2 separate regions of the Mus musculus genome follow, and region 2 is linked to region 1. A link is a loop called in an ENCODE intact Hi-C map of the cell type or tissue named here. Cell type or tissue: gastrocnemius. All regions are shown on one strand. Links, peaks and the distances in the headings refer to the core of each region. The heading gives the core; the rest is flanking DNA. Region 1 has its middle 120 kb from the start of Kdm6a. Region 2 overlaps Dipk2b (divergent protein kinase domain 2B).

Region 1 (2,929 bases), core at 248-2,747:
TGATCCAAGTGCCAACAAAATTCTTTTCTCATTGGCACTGATTAAAAGTTACTTTTAATGAGTATCAGTATTGCAATTTGATTTGCCTAACCTATTATTTAAGTTAATACAAAATTCTAAGTTTACATTTTAAAATAAAACCAAAGTCACATTTACAAAACAATGAACTGATAATTAGGACCTTTCAAAGTACTAGTAATTGACTAATCAAAATTAAGGACCAAATAATGTAGCAGCTTAAGTGAAATGAGGTGTCTTCTAGATATGAAATACTATTTTTATTGTGTGTCTGATGGGAAGGCTACATATATGCCATGCCATAAAATTATGTGGAATTTCATTTATTCTACATATTTATCACACACATGAGTAAAATGTGATTCCTGCTTTCTAGCCTTTTTATATACATCTAGGAAGGGATATATATATATATCCTGGGAGCTTAGAGATCAACTAGCAGGAGTGACATTGGGGCATGCATTTCAGCATCATCATACCTAACAGGACAAGCTGATTTGGGAATTCCAAATGTGGCTGAGGTTGAAGGAATGGCAAAAGACAGTTTGAAAAGAGCTAAAGACTCAACACTGGAAAGCTTTTCTTGCCATATGGAATGTTTGCATTTGTAGTTAATGTGAAACCATCTATTAGATTTAAGCTAAAGAACATTGAGTTTACAGTGCTCTTCCTGCCTGTTTATTAGTTTTGTACACTGTGTTTCTTATATTGACTTTGAACTCATATCCCTCAGCCTCCTGAACACGGAGATTACAAGCTTATACTACCATACCTAGCTTTATTGCCCTTTTCATCTTCTCTGCATTGCAACTTGATATTTCAGAAGGAAGAGATGATGCAGGCTTGAACTTCAAATTTTAAAGACCAAATCTGTAAGACCAAGTAGATATTTTTTCATGTAAACAAGGGTACTTCTTAGCCAGAATAGGTGATAACATGTGAGAAGTTCTGGAGGCACTAGATTTAACTGTAAAAGTAGCAATTGGATGTCTGAAATTAAGGTGTAACCTGGACCACAAGTATAGCTGAATGTTCTTTGAGGTGGTGCTAAAGACCCAAAAGATAATACAGGGACTGTCAGATGAAAAAACAGGTTGGTTAAATACCCAATACAAATATCAACACATAAAAGACAGGATACAAAGGAGCATAAAACTTAAGGTAACTAGAGTTAGGCTAGAACTTTTTGAAAAACAAACAAACAAAAAAAACTATTCCATGCCTCAAAGAAAAGGATTAGCCAGCTGGCTTTGAGTTGCCATTTGATTGTTGGTGATATTTGCCAGAGCTACTTCAGTGAAATAACGTGATTACTGAGAAAGGTATTAGTTTTGAGAGACGTGGATTGGTTTTGGTCTTTCTAGGAACTCCAGATAAGAAATTTAAGTTGCTACTCCTTGGTGACTAGCAAATCACCTATAAAACCGTATGTAGGGCTGGTGAGATGTGGATGACGGAAGAGCACTTGCCATAAGTGTTTGATCACCAGAACTCAACATGGTGGGAAGAGAACATTCCTTCAAGTTGATCGCTGACCTGTGTGTGTGTGTGTGTCATATATGGCTGCTACCTAAGCGTATGATGTTTTGTTTAAAAAAAAAAATTGAACAAGAAAATGAGAATTGACATTGTCATGACTTCAGTATTTCTGTCATGGACTTACATGATAGAAAGATTTGAAGGAAATGATATTTCCTTCCATTTAGCCCTGGTTTGACCTCATCTTTACATACAAGTAAATTCAGGCAAATGGAGATCATATAATTTGCATTAAGGGTTGTAGGTTACTTAATGCGGAAGCCAAAATATCTCTTTGCAGTCCCATTCCAAATTGTACTTCTTATTAGAGAACTAGGAATTGCTTAATCCTTAGTCTACCATTGTGTTAGTATTAAGGACTTATCCTGTTTGAATTTTTCTTTACCAAGCTCAAGATATCTTTAAACTTAATAACCTAAAATTAAGTTGGCCATATCTGATAGAACCTAAACCTTCAGACTAAAAGAGCACTGTTAATAGTTGGGTTGGACAACTGCTATGAAATGGAACCGCTCTAGTCAAACCAACGATGTATGGCCTATTTTTTTAAATGACTAAACATTTTAATACCAACAGGCAGAAAGATTGATTACTAATGAACATAAGGACTAATATTATAAGATAATTAGCTAGATAGTGGTGGTACACGCCTTTAATCCCAGCACTTGGGAGGCTGAGGTAGACTGATCTCTGACCTTGAGACCAACTAGATACAGCATGTGTCTGCGTGAATGCAAAGGATTCAAATGCAGATTCTCTTGCTTGTACTGCAAATATTCATCCATTAAAACATCTCCCCAGTCTCCCTGAATGTTTTTCTCCCCAATATATTATGGTATACATACAGGTAGTAAGATAATTACATATTATCTCTTTTTGTACATAATATGGTTACATATGTCCTGTCTCAAAGAAGATATTCATAACTGTGTGTAAGACCAGAGATAAATTTAATGGGTTGGAGAGATTGGTCATTGGTTAACAGCATGTATTGCTCTTCCAGAGGACCCAGGTTTCATTTCTAACACTCAATGTCAAGCAGCTTACAAGCCTAAAACTCCATCCATGTCCAGGAGATCCAATGTCTTCTTTGGGACTCCACAAGCATATGTACTCACATATGTCACTCCCCCCCCCCCACACACACACACACAATTCATAACTAAGAATAGCATTTTAAAAGGTATGTTTAATATAGAGCAATACTCTAAAATATACTTTCCTTCAAGAATGCACAAGTACAATATACTTACTTTAAAAGAGAAGGGGGACAGAGTAAGTGAATCCATAATACTAATGCATCAGAAGTTTTCATCTGAAAAGACTATAGTTCATCCAAGATTTAAAAATACAAGTGCTATATATAAATTCC
Region 2 (2,929 bases), core at 323-2,822, 140 kb after region 1:
TAGGAAATTAATGTACTTAAATATTCAAAATGGAATTGCTTCTTATAATTTGGCAGTAATTCAACCAAGGACATGGAAGAGCTTGCAGATTGTCCCTTCAGCCACTCAGAATCTATCATTATACTTGCAGTCTGGGTAACGGTAGGCAAATCTAGGATCACAGGTTCTCAAAGATCTTAAGATGTCCTTCAGCCAACTGGTAGCCCCAAGAACTTCTAGGTCTGTGCTGTTATCCTTGCTGCACAGGCTGAGAGCAGAGTCTATTTCCTTTTGCACAGGGGAGGGAAACTTTCCCTGGAGAAGTTGAGGCAGCAGCTGCTGACACACCAGCACAAGGCTTTGCTTCTCAGGGACAGTGTCACAGGAGGACAGCTGGATCTGGCAGTCAGAAACCAGGCAGCTAAAAATGTCTTCATTTTCTCCAGTCCTGGCAGCTGCTTGGCTGCCTAGAAGAGAAATAGAAACTATCAGATACTGTACAAACTATTCTTGCATGTGGGAGGTGGGGTAGGATAGGGTGGGGCACTGCCAATTAGAACTGCTGAGAGAAGGGCTTCACCTATTTTCCTATCACGAGAAGATTTAGGGCTCAGGAATGCAATAGCCCCTTCAGAGAACAGCACTGCATAATGTTCTCTGGCAATTAGGCTAAGGTGCAAGTGTGGGGAATCCACTGTCCCCCAGAAGCTGGGCTATAATTGTAGAAATCTGGATTACTGAATTAGGGAAGTAAGGATGCTATTAGGATTGGTTTCATTGAATATTTAAAATAGAAAGTTGGAGGGGGTATATCATTCATAATATGCCTTCAGCAGACTGCAATGGGACCAATGTTTGCATAGCCTGAATATTCTGGAATCAACCTTTCTTCTAATTTGATTCTTCTTAATAAAGGTAAATCAGGAAGTGAGAAAAAGGGTTTGTTTTCTCTATCTTTGCACTTTGTAAAAAAAAGTGTCATAAATGAGAAAAGTTTCTTGTCCTATTATTGTGCTCAGCATATTTGGTCACCTTGAGAAACTGGGGGTTAATGGGCTTTAGAACACTGGTTGAGCCTTATAAACACCGAGAAACACAATTCACTCACACATCTCATTCGGTTCCTTGTATTTTAAGTTTCAATCTTTACAGTCAGTGTATCAACACTGATTGCAAAGTGTACTAGTGCAACAGGCCGACAATTGGGTCTTAAATGAAGGCTAAGAACATCTAAGGAGAAAAGCTTGAGGGAGAGAAGGACCTGTGACTTGTGTATGAGTGAGATACAGAACCATCCTGGGAGGGCTCATCAGGGTTCATACCACAATGGACAATGTTTCTCATAGGCAAGGCCAAGCTCACTTTCTGTTTGGGATTGAAGATGAAACCAAAATTCAAATGGGGAGAGGGGGCATTGTTTTATGGCTGCTAACATCCCCCAAAGTTTGATTACTCAGTGACACACAGAGTATAAAGTCCCAGGAGTGTGACCCCAGGTCACCCCTCCTTAGCTTTGGTCACCCTGATATCCCCCTTGACAGCTGCTCAGCCAAGCCCATGCTGCGTACCTTCCTGCTTGTCGATGATGCCTAGCGCACTGGCATCTCGGATGAACAGATGCCCATTGTCAAAGATGCCAAACATGCCTGCATCAACATGGGTGAAATAGAAGAAATAGTTCAAGTCATTGCTCCTCAGGGATTCCAGGACCCTGAGGAGTTGGTAGGCAAGGTCAGCAGCTTGCTCTGGAGAGGCATCATAAAATTCTTGCAATGGTCTGGTACTGGTACTGACCAGGAATCTACCACAGGAGCCCAGGTACCTGGGCATTGGCCAGCCCTCTGCTCCAGGGAAGATCTGTCAAGCCAGAAGGAACAGGCATTAGACACAGAGAGAAATATCACAGAGACAGCTTGCTTTCTACCTCTCTCCTGCAGCCCACATAAATATGTCTTACTGCCAGCCTGGATCTCAAAACATGATGGCAAAACATTTCTTCATCTTTTTATACCTTTTGCCATGTGGTAAGGCTCATGCTCTTCCTCCACTTTTGTAATGCATTGCTAATGGAAGGAGGAATTCAGGGAGAAGGAGGCTGCTCTCATCTGTGCTGTGGATCATATTTCACAACTTTCTCCAAGTGAGACTTAAGAATGCTAACCAACCTTCACTGAAAATCACTGAATATGTTTATTTTAAGATGTGTCATTTAAAATATATGACTAGTCTGCAATTTCCAAGATATCATTGCTTAGAGGCCATGGGAAAAATAATAAAAGATTAACTTCAGGGTAACTACAAGACAAATAATAATAATAATGATAATAATAATAATAATAATAATAATATTACAAACAGGGTATCATGTATGTATATAGTTTCAGTTTTTCAGGAGGCTGAGGCAAGAGGGTTGAGGCCAGCTGTCTCAACAGAGCTCATGAATAAATAGAAGAATACAAGTACCTGGTTCTAAGTTAGGATAAGGATCATGCCAGTGACTGTTCTTTGGATGTCCCCACTGCTAGGCTGGGCATATCTGCCTTGCTCCAGTAACTACATACTCAAAGGTTCTTCTCAACTGGATGGAAGCTTCCAGATAGACAAATACTGGGAGAGTGTGGCTCAGCCTAACTACTTATAAGAGTTCTTCTCACCTTGTGGATTTGGGGAGGGAATCCTAGCTAGATTTTTCTTGACCATTTTTCAAAATAGTTTTTTTTTTTTAGCACTTCATAAATGAGCACTGCATCTCCATCACTCCCAGCCTTCCCTTCTCCCACTAACTCCTCCTGTGTCTCCCTTCTTTCTCCAAAATCCATGATCTTTATTATAGCTACACACAGATACATATATATTTATATGCATATATCTTTACATGTGTATATACAGCCTTCTGTGTCCATGTAGTATTACTCATATGCATATGTGACCAGAGCTCGCCATTTGTTAT

The links. A loop is a pair of places that touch in the nucleus more often than their neighbours do. Peaks named below come from ENCODE experiments on the same cell type or tissue, not always from the same donor. Only the 100,000 strongest peaks of a DNase experiment are listed, where the experiment ranks them.
Region 2: a loop joins it to region 1, with 4 times the contacts of the local background. A loop is called at or near these places in 4 of 42 quality-filtered maps.

Annotation. Positions count from the first base shown.
Region 1 is chrX:18,281,138-18,284,066 of GRCm38, forward strand. No RefSeq gene overlaps it. Among named protein-coding and RNA genes, the nearest start is that of Kdm6a, 120 kb to the left of the region's middle. In gastrocnemius, for the core only: no CTCF peak of the experiment used is centred there; no DNase peak of the experiment used is centred there.
Region 2 is chrX:18,418,801-18,421,729 of GRCm38, forward strand. It overlaps Dipk2b (divergent protein kinase domain 2B), which reads right to left. Exons shown (of 5, transcript NM_175228.4): 4 at 1,548-1,836; 5 at 1-446. The coding sequence ends at 106. Among named protein-coding and RNA genes, the nearest start is that of Dipk2b, 41 kb to the right of the region's middle. In gastrocnemius, for the core only: no CTCF peak of the experiment used is centred there; DNase peaks (open chromatin) are centred at 1,569 and 1,790.